2 separate regions of the Mus musculus genome follow, and region 1 is linked to region 2. The links are chromatin loops, found by intact Hi-C in ENCODE. Cell type or tissue: heart. All regions are shown on one strand.

What was found. Hi-C counts contacts between places; a loop is a spot of excess contacts. Peaks named below come from ENCODE experiments on the same cell type or tissue, not always from the same donor. Only the 100,000 strongest peaks of a DNase experiment are listed, where the experiment ranks them.
Region 1: a loop joins it to region 2, with 2.9 times the contacts of the local background. A loop is called at or near these places in 2 of 42 quality-filtered maps.

The regions. Positions count from the first base shown.
Region 1 is chr17:11,970,992-11,978,991 of GRCm38, reverse strand. The region is part of intron 9 of Prkn (parkin RBR E3 ubiquitin protein ligase); the gene reads right to left. Gm46604 (a long non-coding RNA gene) reads left to right here. Exons shown (of 6, transcript XR_001782243.2): 2 at 2,472-2,584; 3 at 6,107-7,561. Among named protein-coding and RNA genes, the nearest start is that of Gm52293, 56 kb to the left of the region's middle. In heart, CTCF peaks have their summits at 3,833 (motif pointing right) and 6,140; a DNase peak (open chromatin) is centred at 3,611; H3K4me3 peaks cover 379 bases; H3K27me3 peaks cover 3,860 bases.
Region 2 is chr17:10,517,102-10,525,101 of GRCm38, reverse strand. All of the region lies in intron 4 of Pacrg (PARK2 co-regulated), which reads left to right. The region is part of intron 2 of Gm16168 (a long non-coding RNA gene); the gene reads right to left. Gm52294 (a long non-coding RNA gene) reads left to right here. Exons shown (of 2, transcript XR_003952283.1): 2 at 1-8,000. Among named protein-coding and RNA genes, the nearest start is that of Gm16168, 28 kb to the right of the region's middle. In heart, a CTCF peak has its summit at 4,961; no DNase peak of the experiment used is centred here; H3K27ac peaks cover 868 bases.

The DNA of each region.
Region 1 (8,000 bases), 1.5 Mb before region 2:
CCCCCCCCCCCAAAACCAAAAACAACCAAACAAACCTATTTTGTGAGCATTTGCCATGGGGAGATGAAATTCTGTCTTATGTGTGTTACAAATAAGAGAGTTAAGTTGGGCATTCATGCCTTTTTCTCTTTCCTGAGCCAGGATGGGGAAGATCTTAGGTGCAGGCTCTGGGCGTGCTATGGCCCTGCTGGGTCTGCGGCTTGGCACACCAGTGTCTGCTGCCCTTGGAGGGAAGGATCTCGAAGATGCTGGCACCTGGCATGCGCAGATAAGCAGCGTGTGGCAACCAGACGGATGGCGTTGAGTTGGGGGTGGTAGGAGTGGGCCTCAGCTGGTGGTCTTGTTCCAGAAGAGACAGCAGCTGTGTCCTCTTCCGGCCTATGTGTGGGAGCTGCAGCTAGTGCGGCTGCAATTTAAGCCCTGCCCTCACCTACCACCCTCTGGTCATTTCTCAGTCTGGTAAGAGAAGTCACACTGCGAGAAGCTGTGCTCAGCGTTCTGCGAAGATTAGGGTCTCCTAGATCAATTGCAAGTGGGCTGCAGCTGTTTGAGCCCTCCAGCCGGCACTGCCAGCTCCTGGCTGCCTCGCTCCTGGCTCTCAAATGTGGGCCATACGGAGCATTATGAGGAAGCAGATGGGGGTGGGGGCACTGTACAGAAGGTGGGGAAAGAAATCAGTGGAGAGGATCCGGTGCTGATGGGGAGGGGTAAGGACGGGCACCACTGGCAGCCGTCTCAAGCACAGAGAGAATGTTTAATCCTCAGAAGGATTTGAAAGCTCCTAAAACAAACAATGCGGGCTTACCACCCACTCAGAATGACAGGAAGGTGTGTATTGGGGTGAGGAAGGCAGAAAGCAGAGGCCCATCCTGACACTGTTTTGGTCATGGGTACAGGCCAGTGCTGACTCCCCTATCTTACTTTATCATGCAGGGCAATAGATGCTGAAGCAACAATACAAACCAGGTGGCTTTCCCAGGACAACTGTAAATTCTGGTCTCATTGTGAGATAAGATTTATTTTCTCTGGTGAGACCCCCTCCTTCAGAGAATCTGGGTACCATGGTGATAACAGAGCTGAGTAGATCAATAGGGCGTCTCATATGCCCCTTTACTCCATGTATGCTTATGAAGTCTCAACTATGCCTGTCTCTGGCTTTAGTGGGAGACTGGGGAGCAGACAGACGGACAGACAGTTCTCCCCTGGCTTCTCAATGTGTATCCTAGGGTACCTCAGGAGCGGAGTGGAATCCTGGCTGTTTGACTCTTTTTATTTATTTTTATTTATTTTACCTGTATGGATCTTTTGCCTGTATACATGTCTGTGTCCCACAGGAGTGCCTGGTGCCTGTGGAGGCTGCAGGAGGGCACCAGATCCCTAGAACTGGAGTGACACGTGGCTGTGAGCTGCCCGGTGGGTGCTAGAAATTGAACCCAGGTCCTCTGGAAGTGCAGTCAGCTCTCTTAACCCACCAAGCCATCTCTCTAGCCCCAAGTTGTGACTTCTTTGGGAGCTACAAGAACCTTTCCCAGTCCTTATACAACACCAGTGGGCAGAGAGCCTGTATATGAGGTCAGAAGTACCTTTCTGATTTATTTATGGGAATTATTTAATTTTTGGACAGGAGCCTCTGAGGCATAGTATGGAAGGTCCCATCACTTAAAAATTCTATTCGACTGCTGATCTTCTGCCCCCATGTCTCCTGTCTACATTTCATCAAGTGATTTAAGCTTGACATATACATGTGCAACAGGGTAGAGAAGGGTTTAGCAAGCAATCGGTTCATCAACTAAAGCTAGTGGAGGCATCACGAAGGCCCAGGCACCTTGTTTTGGGGGATAGAAGCCAGAGTGGGGTGCTGCAGTAAGACCTGAGGGAGAAGAGGGGTTCAGGGCAGGCAGGAGGACGAGTAGCTGGGGGTGGTATTAGGGTTGTCTCAGATGACAACAGACTGGGAAAGGAACAACTGGGAGGGTCTCAAGGCTACCTGTAGCCTGGCCAGCCAGAAAAGGCCAGGGACTTCCTGGTTCCATTATTCCCTGGTCAGTCAAGCTGAGAGAGAAGCTGTGTGGTCATTCATGGATACCAGGATGGTGCCAGACAATTGATATACGAGACTGCCCCAGCTCTGGGTGAATTAATTTCTTTTTAAAAGGGGAACCTGTCCTGAGATGGGTGGGGAAGAAGTATCTACAATGTGAAGGCAGATGGGGTGGCCCCCCTGCGGCCCTCTGCTCCTGTTGTCTTTAGAAGAGTCTGCACGCAGGAGATGAAGCAGTGGAGGAGACAGGACTTAGTGAGGGGATGGGGCCTGAGACGGGAGGCCAGGAGGAGAGAGTTATTGCCATCCCCTTTCCTGGTGTGAGAGGATCCGGAACGTCACATAATTTAATGTGCACATCCTCCCTCTTTGCTGCAAGGGACTCCCAGGGGCATATACTGATCCTGGTTCATTCCTCCTCTGATCACAGTGGAAGAGGAGACACAAAGCAACATGTTCTGGACGACTGAGGCAGCTCCTAAGGTCCCAGGCTTTGCAGCACCACATCCTCTGCCTGAAGACTGTTTTCTCAGGCCTGAGCTGGTGAGTGTTCCGTCACTGTCAGGTGGTGGAACTCTATGGGTGGTCCTGGCCTTCCAGGCTCTGCTTAGATAGCAGAAGCCTGGGGGCTGTCTGGATGGTCCCTGACAGCCATCCGCTTCCCCTGAGAGTTACTACGACAGTGTTCTCCCTTCTCTTCCCCGGACCAGAGTTCTGAATGCTGAAACCTCATTGAGGAGACTAGCTATGGAAAAATGTATACCAACTTCCAGACTTTTGGCTGAGACTTTTTTCTTTTAAGAAGCAGAAAAAGGCAGGTAATGCGAGCCTTCTGTTCAGCGGCGTTTTCGGTATTTCATGGCCACTTTACAGTGTGCCGATGAGCTTGATATATATATATATATATATATATATATATATATATATATATATTTTTTTTTTTTTAAATGTCTTCTTGGTTTCCCCTTCTCTGTGTATTTTTAATGGAAAAAAACCATTTTTCACTTGATGAAGCTCAAGACTCAACAGGCATAAAAGACAAATTACCCCTCCCCAGGTGAGGCCGATTTCTGCAGAGCAGGATACAGAGGGCAGCGTGGGGAGGTCTTTAGTCGGCAGTGTAGTGTGCACACGTGGGAAATTAGTGGGAAATCTGTTTCTTCTGACCTAAGGTTAGAAGGCCTTCCTTAGGCGGCCTTGGTGGTCTAACTATGGGACAAGAAGGGGCACAAACACCTTCACCCCAGAGCAGTCAGAATAGGGCTTTCCGAGTGTCTCCTCTGTGCTGGCGCTCTCTCCTGCAGCTCCAGAGCACTCAGTGAGAACCTTCGCCAGCCTCTGTGCCCCTGTCCCTTGTCATCTGTGTTCTGTGCACTCAGCCATGGCCAGGGCTTGACCCTACCAACCCTTAGCTAGGGAGGTCCTGGAGCTCTGCAGGCACACTGGCAAGTCCTGGCCTTGACCAGCTGTGTCCAGCTGTGCTCCAGCTGCTCTTGCACATGCTCACAGATTTCCTGCTGGGAACCCTTCCTTTTCCCTCTCAGTGTTCTCCTCCACCGAGGTCACATGGCGGTACTTAGGGGACCAGAAGAACTCCTTCATGTTTCCTTGGGTCATGGCCACTCTGCAATCACTTCCACACAAGAACAGTGGGACTGAGTGACTTCAGCTGACCGGTGGCCCAACAAAGTCTGAGACAGTCACTTCTCACCCTTCACAGCATGGTCTGCCGACCGCAGTCCATCATTACCCACCTGGCTTACTTACTGTCCTGTGGCCGTTCCTCCACTGTGAACACCAGAGGGCAGCAGTGTCTGGCTCTTTTGATCCCCAAAGCATTTCAAATGTGTTCTAGAACTGGTACCCGGTGCACAGATAGTACCCAGTAAGGATGGATTGGCTGAGCAGATGAGGTAAGGGATGCTGGAGAACCTAGGCAGCCTGACACATACAAACACAGCAAAGAACTGCTCTTTTTCTGTCTCCTCTCCACCCGGTCCACCGCTGCCTGCTCTCTCACAAAGATGAGCTTTTTACATTAGCTCATAATGATGACAAAGGCTTCCTGAGTCTAATGGACTGGAGCAAGAAGGAAGGTGGTCTCCTTGGGTACTCTCATTATCCCTCTGAGAGAGCAGAAGCATCCATGATCTGGCTGTGTCTATGAGTGAGGTTTTCAATGCTATGTATATTCTGATGGAGGTGTGCTGTCATGCTGACAGGCTCCAACCCCTCCTGCCGGGGCTCATCCTTTGAAGGTCTTGCCTGTCTACACGCACAGCATGTGTTGGATATATAGGGGGGGGGAGATGGATGGGATGTATGGCATTGGAAGCCATGTCTGTAGAAGAAGCAATGAGAAATGAGAGGGGAGAGGGAGAGGGAGAGGGAGGGAGAGAGAGGAGAGAGAGAGAGAGAGAGAGAGCTATGAGCCAGGGAACCAGTGGGGCCAGCAACTCTGCCTCCTCTCCTGAGCCTTGAACAGATTGTGTTTGCTGGTGCACAGTTTTGATGGCAACCAGGTCTTACTTGTTTGCCTATGAAAACCATCTGATGGCTTCATGACCACGTGTCCCCGATTCAATCTGTGACTCAAAGAATATGAACTGACCTTCTCATGTAATGCTGAGGATGGGATTTGTTCATAAGAGGAGGAAGAGAAAATGAAGCTGTGTTGTTCCCAGGAGCTGGGGGGGGTGGGGGGGGTGGGGGGGGGTTCCTTAGGCATAAGAAAGTTGAAGTCATTGGCCTTTGTGATTCCCAGGTATTGGAGACTTTATCTGTCAATCAAATGTTTCAACCACCTCTGGGTTTTAACAGCCAGACTCATTGGATGGAAAGTGTGTGTTGTGTTTTGTAAACTGGCAGTATAATAGGGCAGGAGGGAGCACCTCAGAGGGGCAGCTAAGGTGTTCCCCCGAGGGATCACCACCAGGCAACAGGCCTTGTACAAAAGGAGGTTTATTGGGGGGAATGGAGGGGCACCTGGAAAGAGGGAAAGGCAGAGCAACGAAGGGGGTAGAGAAGGACAGAGAGAGAAGAGAGAGGAAGGAAGGACAGAGAGAGGAAGAGGAGACAAGGCTGGCCAGGGACATGTGGGGAATTAGGAGAATAGAAGGTGGAGATAGAGAAGGGCACACACACATGAAGGGGGGGGCAGAGAGAGAGAAAGAGAGGGAGGGAAGAGGGAGTTGGAGTAGGTGAGCAGTCCTCCTTACACACCAGGTTGGCTTGCACCTGGCAGGCAGCTATGCAAGCTGTTGCTAGGTAGCTCTTGGGTGGAGCCTAGCAGAATTATCCCTAAGCCAACGGCGCAGGCTTTTGTAAATTAACAATGTGCAATAAATTCCCCGGGCACAGGGCCCTGGGTGAAGCTTAGCCAAGGACAGAGAGAAACTTGGCTTTTCTGCCCTCAATCTAGCTGCTGGGTTTGCCCCTGACCCACAGCAGTGTGACCTATCAGGGGTCTCAGAAACCCTGGGGACTGCAGCCACCTCTCATGGGATCCAGCCAACTTCATGGGCACCTGGCAGAGGGTAACAAGACGAGTATGTAGCCACCTGTATAGCTACTGCGTCTAGACCGGCTTATTCTCACTGAACAGCCGGGGGGCTGGTAGCTGTCCTGAGAAGACATCGGACAGATCCATGGAAATGCTTAAATCTCAAGGCTGCCGAAGCAGGGTGGGGGATTAACTTTGGAAATGTTGCTATGTAAATGGTTTAAATGAACAGTGCCTTTGGAGCAGCCTCTGCTGATCGATCTGTTTAACCAAAGGAGAGAAGAAAAATTGGTGACTGAAGCCAAAATTCTTACTTGGCACCAGCACAGAAGAACCTGCAACAGACAAGCCGGTTTGTCAGAAACCCCAGGGATTTCCGACTTACCTTTGTCCAGAAATGTCCTCTGCCTCTATCTACCTGTCTGTCTCTGTGTCGTTTTAGTTTTTTTTTTTTTTTTCAACTCTAGTGTTACCTCTTTCCTCTCTCAAACAGAAGCATTTGACATTATTTTGGGCGGTCATATAACAACTGAGAACAGTTGCTTTTTTTTTTTTTCCTACAGATACGTATTACTCTGATCTACCTATAGATGTCACTGTTCATTTATGACAAATCATCCCCGGAGCTCAGGCAATTACCTCGGCTAAAATAACAAGCGTGTTTTCTGGAAATAAAATAACCAGCAAGTACCGAGAGAGAGGCATTTTCTCTCGCAGGTGTCTCCAAATCAAAGCTGAGGTGCGAACAACAATTCACTCTTTCTCCAGGCCTCCCACACAGTGTTTGCTTCCAGAACTTCAGCACCGCAGTGAGAGCTAGCTCTTCCTGGCCTGGCAGTCCCTCAGCCCTAACTGCCTGACCCCATAAGCATTTCCTACTTGTTTTAGCTTGTGAAGGACGCTGGCGTTCTGAGAGACAGGAAGTAGAGTTATACTGTATTTCAATATAAACAAAAAATTCTGCTACCCATTGCTGCCTACCGAGAACACATATACCATGGATGTTGAAATGGATGGAATGTTTCAGTAAGTCTCTAATAATAAGGGAATGTAAGCACAGCATTTATACAACAGACAGAGACTTGTATATTCACCCAGTGACTCATGCATGATAATGGTTGTTAGTGCTGTTATTTAGATAACCAAATAATTGGGCTCCTTTATGGAGGATGATATGTTAGACATAGTCTATCCTTATCCATACATTATCTTACTTGGGTAAATGGTTTAAATGGAATTATACCATATGGAGTGATAACCCCTCTCCCCCATCCCCATTCCATAAACTATCTGATGGAAATGAGAATGAGAGACGATGAAAACCTCCCTTTCAGTAGCTGCTGAGGGCGACCCAAGAGGCCTCCCAAATGGTACAGGTTATTGCTGTCACCCATGGTTGCCTCCTGGAACTTGAAGGTAAGAGCCTGGTGGTGAAGACACTACACACTTTGGATACGGAACTCAGAGGGGCTGAGCTGGTTCTGACCTGGTAGAATACCCCATCCCTGAAGGCTGCCTTTTATAGTATTGCACGGTGCAAGTTGCCAAGGAGGAGGAACAGCCAGTAGTCCTACCCAGACGTGAAGTCTAAGAAGCATGTCGATGACTAGTGGGGCACTTGATATGTTATGGTGTAATCATGGCACGTACACCACAGGGTTAACCAATGGCTATCTCCGTGGATTTAAGGCCTGCACAATAGGCTCACTAAGACCTGTTCATGCCTGTAAAATCTAGCCAACTACCCACAGCCAGAGAGGTTGTATATTTGAGAAGAGAACCCATGCTGGCATTTTCCTAAATCAATATATCTTCTTACGGTGTCCTAAATTCTTACCATTGTACCCTTCATTGAACAAGCTTCTTTTGCAGAGCGTGGAAATGACTACAGAGATTCACTACTGCTCAAGATGCAGAGAACGGGTAACTGTGGTGTGCCCAGTGCCCACTGGTGTATCTCCAACCAACCCCTACACCCAAGGCTCAGGGAAGATCTATATAGAGGAGGGAGAAGGAAGGTAAGAGCCAGAGGATTTGGAGTTTTTTTTTTTTTTTGTTTGTTTTTTGAGATAGCATCTTATTTGTTTATTTATTTTATGTATGTAAGTACACTGTAGCTCTCTTCAGACACACCAGAAGAGGGCATTGGATCCCACTATAGATGGTTGTGAGCCACCCTGTGGTTGCTGGGACTGAACTCAGGACCTCTGGAAGAGCAGTCAGTGCTTTTAACCACCAAATCACCACTCCAGCCTGATAGCATTTTTTTATATGATAATAAGCTGCAAGGATGAAATGCCTAAACCAGATCTGCATAATGACCCCAGCAGCCAACATGCCAATGGGAGTGGGGAAATTACACAAGGTCCCATCCTTAGATGAAAAAAACTGTGGCCGCCAATGGCTGCTGAGGAAGAGAGAATCAGTTTCCTTCAGGGACTTTGCCCTCTGATAGAT
Region 2 (8,000 bases):
CTGCCAGTGCTCCTGCCAGTGCTCCTGCCAGTGCTCCTGCCAGTGCTCCTGCCACAACTGAGAGGAAGCGTGGAATGCTATGCTTAGGAAAACGGTTCACATACGCACACATGCACACCAGTTTTTTAAAAACAGAAAAGTAAGGGAGTCTACCAGATGATGCTAAGACACTTGCATCTACCGCCCTCTTCTCCTACTCTTAATCTTCGTGGCAACACCATCATACAGGCGTATGTCCAGCCCCAAGTTAAAGAAAGGTGACTTACACTTCAGTACTCAGGTTTCCACTCTGGCTTCTTCAGCTGTGTTCTCCTTGCCAAGAACTGTCATGTGGCAATTCTTCTTGCCATTTCTACTGTGACATGGTCTCTGAACTTCTCCCAGACACTCCTGTCTCCTTGTTCACCATATCCAGGATGTCAAAATTTCCCTAAGTTCAGTTTTAATTACATGTTTCCCCTCTCCCAATATCAGTAGCTATCTGTATTCCTTCAAAGGGAAATAAGCACTGTCTTAGGACATCGGTGAAAGTCTTTGACAATATAAGTGGAATTTTCTCCCTTTAGGTCATCAGTTCTCAACTTGTAGGTCTAGACCCCCTTGGGTTCTACATATCAGATATTTACATTACAATTCATAACAGTAGCAAAATTATGTTTATAAAGTTGCAATGAAATTATTTTATGGTTGGGAGTCGCCATGACATGAGGAACTGTAGTAAAGGGTCACAGCATTAGGAAGGTTGAGAACCACTGCTTTAGATATTTTTCTCTCACGCATATTCTGCTGTTCTCCATGAATCTTTTATTCATGTTTCCTTGCCTCAGGGAAGCCGCCACCCTGAAGCCCCACATGTCCTGCAAAACTCAGCCCTCACTGGCTTCTCCCCTGGGTCCTTCTATAACAACCAGAGTAGTGGTGAACTCACACCTTCATTAAGATGCATTTACTGCCCACCACCAGAAGTGCCATTGTGCCTCCTGCTTCCCATGATGCACAGTAATGTCTCCTCCATGCCAGAGATTTGCTCATTTCCATTGCTCCGTTAGTCTCACTGTAAATTTGAAATCAGGCAGAAAGCTTACTCTTGGGAATAAAGGTTGTCTGCTCTCTGCAGTCTATCTGCAGGCATGCGAGAAAATTGCTGTCACAGATCGTAGTAATATGTGAGGGAGTTAATCTGATCAAGTGACTTTTGTCTTTTTTTTTTTTCCTTGTATAGGTTTCTTTCTTTTTGTCCCCCATTTTGTTTTTAGAGACAGAGTCTGTACTCTTCAGTGCAGGTTAGACTGGAACTTAACTCTGCAGCCTCAGCCTTGTAATAGCAATCCTCCTGCCTCAGCCTCCCAAGTGCTGAACTGCCAGTATACAGTACCAAGCCTGGCTTCCTTTCCTTCTTTACTGCTGCAGCTTGGCAGCCTCCGTGTGTGCAGATCCTGTAGCTGTCTCCTGTGAAGGCCCGTCTCTTACCTGTCCACTGTACTTAAGACAGTGCCTGCTACCTACTACATGCTCTGTGAACATTTCTACACTTTTCTCTCAGCATACAACTCACTTAAGATTTGATATGGAAAGGTGCACATCCAATGCGAGATTCCATTGCAAAGTGTCACCTGGAGGTTGGTTTAAATGTATGCAAGTCAAAATGTCCAGCCCTGGTTAGCGTCTCGCATGGAGGACAATGCTGTTCTGGCCCAGGAGAGCTGTGTCTAACTGAGCTGACACCATTCCCTTTAAAATGCTGCTTTTAGGGAGACTAGGGCAACAGCACTCAAAATCCATACCTCCTCCCTAAGAGTAGAGGGGTAGCACCCCAACATTTGCAGCAGGGCTCCCCAAAGGTGGGAAGGAATTACCTCTCTGGCTCTTTCTCTCTGGCTCTAGTTTCTTGTGTCTGTATTTTAACAGAACATAAAAGCCTACGCAGCACCAGGAGCCCTCAGTGAGATCATCTCACTGGCAACTTGAATTGGGTCTCTGCCGGCTGCTTCTCACCTGACTGCTATGCCACACCCAGGTGTCCCCTAGAGAGGAGAATGTCTCCTGGAACATCTGTGTAGAAATTGTCCCCAATGTTGGCTCAGGAAGGAGAGAATGGTTCCTAGCCTTCCACAACTGCAGGCAGGCACCTTTCCCTCCCCCACATTCCTGTTCCTGTTTCCATGGCCCAGGCTGCTTGGGTCTTCTGCCATCCCTGACCACCTCCTTTCTGCAGCAGAGGCAGCAGGACCTGCTTCCTCCAGAGGTCAGCATGGCTGAGAGGGCCTGGAGCCCTTTTCCCAGGTCTCTGCCCCAGAAGCTAGACTCACTCCTTCATCCTTCTGACACAGGGCTTTATGCAGGTCTTGTTCTGCACTCTGTGAACTCCAAAAGGCCTTCTCTGAGTCCGTCTGGCCTCATCCCCCTTCGCTGATAAACTTCTAGAAAACACTGTCTTCTCTGGAAAGCTGCTTTCTTCCTTTTCCATTCGCCTCATAAATGTTTCCCTGAAGCTCCTCTCACAAAGCTGTCAGCACCTCCTTGTCCCCAAGTTTTTTTCTTCCTTCCTTGCTACCTGTGTGATTCCTCTTCACATCCTAACCCACAGTGGGGTGACTCTGCTCTTTCTCTGTCCTCTGGCCTACTAAGCATCAGCTACTAACAACTCTGCAGCCCTCACAACATCCAGAACGTGTTGGCCCTCCCTCACACCAGTCTGGGATCCCTATCACATGCCCACTGCCACTGTGCAGACCCTGGGCCTCCTTCTCTCCTGGGTCTGGTCATTTTCTTTTACCTACTGGAAAGCTGAATCTGATCTCCATTTCTCTCTCTGACTCCAGGATATCCAGACTCCTCCTACCCAAGATGTCCCCGTTCTTTCTGCCTATCTCCCTAAGTACGCAGAGGCCCACCCCCACACTCTCTAAGAAGTGAGTTAGTTATGTGTCTCCCTTTCTGATCCTCTTCCTGGTTTCAACCCACAAACTGACAGTGTTCCTGAGGCCACTGGCTTTCCAGATACACCTACCATCTTGTGGTAATGGAGATCGCCCACGTCTTCATGACACTAGACAGGTTAATGTGTGCCTGCCGTGAGCAAGCTATGTCAGAAACATAGGTCGACATACACATGCCTTTCAGGGATTATTTTGGAGTTCATTGAAGGGCAACTAAACTCTCAAGCCACATCAGTGTCATTTTTCTTTAATCTTCCAGGTATTTTGATTTCGTTTGATATTCCTATCATTGACAAACACAGGTTCTTTATTCGGTCTTAATTGATATTAAGAACTCTCAGACCTCATATTACATTTTGCATGATGATACCTAGACTGCAGGATAGGGTTAAAGCAGAGCAGTGCAAGGACCCTCCTGAAGAAGACAAAGACTGAAAGATGGCAGAGATGCTAAGAGAGTCCCTGCAGGTAGTTATGTGTGAACAGAGAGACCCAGCTGCGGGCTGTCGAGGTGCAGGGCTGATTCAAAACGCCAAGCTGCTTAAAAGTGTAGCACTGGCTCCAGACACAGAGCTGGATCCCAGAAGGATGGCTGTTCAGTGGGCTGCATGAAGCTGTGGTGACACACTGAGTTAGCTCAGGGACAGAGGCAGGAGTCCATCACCTGTCAATCTCGTGATGCAGATGGCAGATGGTCTAACAGCAGTGGTCCCACAATGGGCAGTAGGTACCTCCAGACCTTGTTGGTGATGCAAAGGAGGCTTGCAGCATCCTCTGGTCCGCTGTATTCAGGGAACCACACAACCTGGTTTTCCTGATGCGGTTTTGATACACCCATGCATCCACGAGCTCCTGATTGAATTTGGAAAGTTGATAGGTGGTAATACTTTGTTATCCATCATAGTTCATGCTGGGCAGAATGTTGTTCCCTTGCACAAACATGAGGCACTATGTCATTATTTCTACTCAAACAGGAGCAAACTGCTACTTTATTTAACTGAGCCGTTCTGGACCAGGGACCTCTGAGAACCCTCACAACTGCTGTTCTGAGCCTTATGGAGCACTTTACACACAGTCCAACCTGCCCACCACAGCACCTCAGTTTTACCATCTCTTAAAAAGGTTAACAACAATAGCTACCCAGTAAATCCTGAGGTCCATGTCAGTGGGTGGCACTGGGAGGACGCTGGAGCATTGCAGGCACAAACCCATCCTTACCAGGCCACTTGGGTCAAGTCTCCAACTAGCTACAGCCTCCCCTCACAGACGTGTCCCTCTGGGTGGCCAGCGCTCCTCAGAGCACTCCTGTCCTTCACTGCCTCTCCATTTCTCTGTCTCGCCCCACTTCCTGTCTGTTTCCCACCAGCTGGACCTCAAGGTCAACTCAATACCACCTTCTCGAGGAGTTGCTTCAGGCTCCAGTCAGCCTCCTCTCACCCCACAAAAAGGATTTTAAAAATCGGAACTCACTCTCTCTGTGTGTTTCTACTAGCACTCAGGATACAGTTCCAATCTGTACTCCTAACATCACACTGTCCTTTCTCCTCTGTGTAGGTGACCTTGATAATTGTGCCAGGGGTTCCCCACCTCACCCCTCTCTAGTTTAGTGACTGGCATGGAGCAGGCAGTAAACATATTGGCTACATTTATATTTCTCATAATGAATTTAATGAAAATCATGACCAAAGAAAATATTTATTACCCATGATTTTTATTATATCAGTATCAGTTTAGTATTCATTCTGCCCCAGAAGTTTAAAAAACCTATTTCAGATCTTCTCTTTAAAATAATGATTTTTGAAAGTAAATTTCTTAAGATTGAAATTTATCAAACTGTTTTGTTCTTTCAAATTTCTATTTCCCAAGGAAATAAAAGTCATGAGAACTGAAAAATGCTCACTGTCCTTTAACGACAGCACCAGTGTGGTAACTACTTTGGACTTGTATTTGTAAGGAGAGAGACAGCGCCTTTATCTGGGAGCCGTGTTTGCTGGAGCTGGCGCCCCCCATCTTCCTCCAGAACAAATGTTTGTTGTACCGCTTTTTGCTTTTTGTTTTGTTTTTGTTTTTGTTTTAATTCCTTGCTCTTTAGACTATTGCTTGAAATCTTACGTTTTTTTAATGTGTTGCCAGGTAGAAAAGCGATAACAAATTCCGTCGCATAGAGTGGCCTGCCCTCCTCCCTCCCTCTGCCATCCTAGTCAACAGACTTTTGTTCCAGGACTGAAAAAGACAGCCTCCCACTAAACAAATAAGCTCTCCAGAGGGTGTGTTGTTCTCAGGTTTTCCTGTGAATTTACCACGAGTCTCTGCTGTGGTATGGAATGTCACAGGAGGGTTTTTTTTCCTCCCTCAAGAAAAAAATAAAATGTGCAAAAAGGCTGGTTTTCTTTTCCAGCCGTGATTCCTCTGCCTCTATTCAAGCCAGCACCAGCGTTTGTGGATGTCGGAAGGAAAAGGCTCATTTGAAAACGCACATCTACACTCCAAGCCTGCCCACTCGCACTGTTCTGTGGTGAAGGAGAATTTCCACTGAGCTTGTTCTCCACCTGAACTCAGATATTACCAAAGCTGTATTTTCACAGCAGAGTATAAAATAAAAGCAATGTGTAAGAAATTCCTAGGCCTGTTCTCCAATGCTCCTAATAAATGCTTAGAAAGCCACATTTATACTTTGAAGCCCTTGGCATCTGCCCTGAATGTGTCCTGAAGCCCACCGTCTTTCTTCTTTAATTTCAGTTTATTTGGTTTAATGATAGTTACTGAACATAAATGCCAAATTACGATGGCACTTTCCAGCTGTGTGTGGAACTTTATATTTTAAGTACCAATTTGTGAAGAAAGAACACTTCCAGCTCAGTTCTCATCAGCATTAGAGGTTTCAGCAATTACCAATTATTTTTCTAAATTACCTATTTTAATTAAGTAAAATATTATGAATTTAAGATTATGAAGTGTTCAAGCATTATTTCATCTTTAGCTAATTACCAAGAAAAAGGAAACATATTTGGGGACCTTGTGTGGCTATTTGTGGAGCGAAGTGCTTTCTCTGTGGCTTCGGGGCCTTTGTTTAAGAGAAGCAGTAAAATCCCTTCCTTAGGTCTGTTACCTATGTGGTCCCTGCAGAGGACAGCCTGAGCTCAATGTTGGTTCTAGTATGATGTAATATGGTTTATATATAGATGCTTGGGATGGTAATGGTAATGGCCACTTGGCCATTGGAATTTATCCCAGCTCCTCAGGGGCATTCTCAGAGGGCTAGTGTCATTGGCCCACTCCCTGAAGTAGACCCATGCCCAGACATTAGAAAAAAAGCTAGTTGCACCTGCAGACATGACCACATCAGGGTTCACCTTTGACATCGCCATCCCTAACTTGATGGTGGGTGAGCATCCTACTCCTCCTTGCAGGACCCCATATAGAAACAAGGAAAGCCGAAGAAGCCTGCTCCAAAGTTTCATCTGCAGGAAGGTGTCCAGCACCATTGGCAACTGGCACCAACAACATGACTTTGAAAAACAATGGCTTCATGCAGACTGACAGCCCAACAATGTTATTTCCAGGCAGAAGTCACAACTGTCTTCCGCCAGTGTGTCCCTTGGCATTCCTCCCCTTGAATGTGGCCCATTTGTGCTTAGGTCCGTGTAAGGCAGAGGTCAAGCAGGACTCCTGCTGGGCTGTGGCAGTGAGTGCCAGTATCCTCAGCCTCGTGAAATAATCATGCAGTCTTGATGAGGTTGTTAGAGGATGATAAAGGGAAATGGAGACAGTTTGTGACATTTATGGACACATTTCTACTTAGAATAACTTGTGTGTCTGCTTAGATGCTGGCTAGAAACTCCCGCTGTGAGGAACGGCCGCCTGGCTTTTTACTCTTCAGATTGAGGTTTAGCTTTTAAGCCAAAAGTGTCATCAAGAATCCCTATGCCTGTGACCACCAGGGCAGGTGTGGCTGCCAGGCCTGGGTCTGCAGCTGAAAGATGCCCAGGGCTGATAAGGAGCTGGTTGGGGTGGGGGGTGGGGAGAGGTAGAGAAAAAGACCCTTTTATTGGTTTTGTTTCATTCATCCACGTGATTCTGGAAATCCACTTGGAAAATTGTCCTGATGGGTATTTTAACTGAAACGCTACTTTTAGAGTTGTTTTCCAATCTATTCAGCAAGCAATTTTAGGTAATATGTTTTAAAATACAAAAGAAATGAATTTTGCCATTGTTTCCAACATAATCATAAGAACTCTTGGAGTTTCTAAAGTGGGAGTCTTCTACATCGTTTAGATCTGTGGCACTTGACAATTCGAAGCATCCAAAATGATATAGGCAAACTGGATGGATGGCCCAATTACATGCAATGGAAGTCAATAAAGATAAACGCAAGCCACTGTCTTGAATGGTAATAATCCCGTAAATAAAAGATAAGAAAGAAAACCAATTAGACTTCAGCATGGTGAAAAGATGAAGAGGTTTTGATGAGAGAAAACAGAGTACAGTCAGGAAAATAGCCGATCGTTTTATGGCTTAGCAACCCAATTGCTACTGAGTGTAAGATGCATGGAGCTAACCCCACCTCAGACAGCACGGTTCTCGGCCACACCATGGGGCTCCACAGGCCAAACACAACCTGGACAGATGAGGTGAACGATTCCAAGCAATGGTCAGAAGACAAAGAGCATAAGACCTACTCAGGGAGCCAATGCAACTTTGACCCAGTGATGCTGTGTCTCCAAAAGGAGGTGACCATTTGAGGGGATATGCAGAAGGAACACTCTGATGTTAACCCTTCCAAGTCCTCTCTGGGATACCTAGATCCAGGCCAACGTAAATGGCAGCACCCTTAGCAGTCAGCCCTGGCACAGGCTTATGGGAGGAGAGAGGCCAGAGAGAAAGCATGTCTGCAGCCAGGATGGCATTGTGGCAGAATTAGGCATAAACACCAGGTCTGTTCAGGCAGCTCAGGGCGGCGCTCTGACGGTTCCAGCCACGGTAGTTCACCGGCAATCACCAGATCCCACATCTAGATCTGCCTCTCGGTTACATGCTGTCCAGCCACTTTCCCAAGTAAAT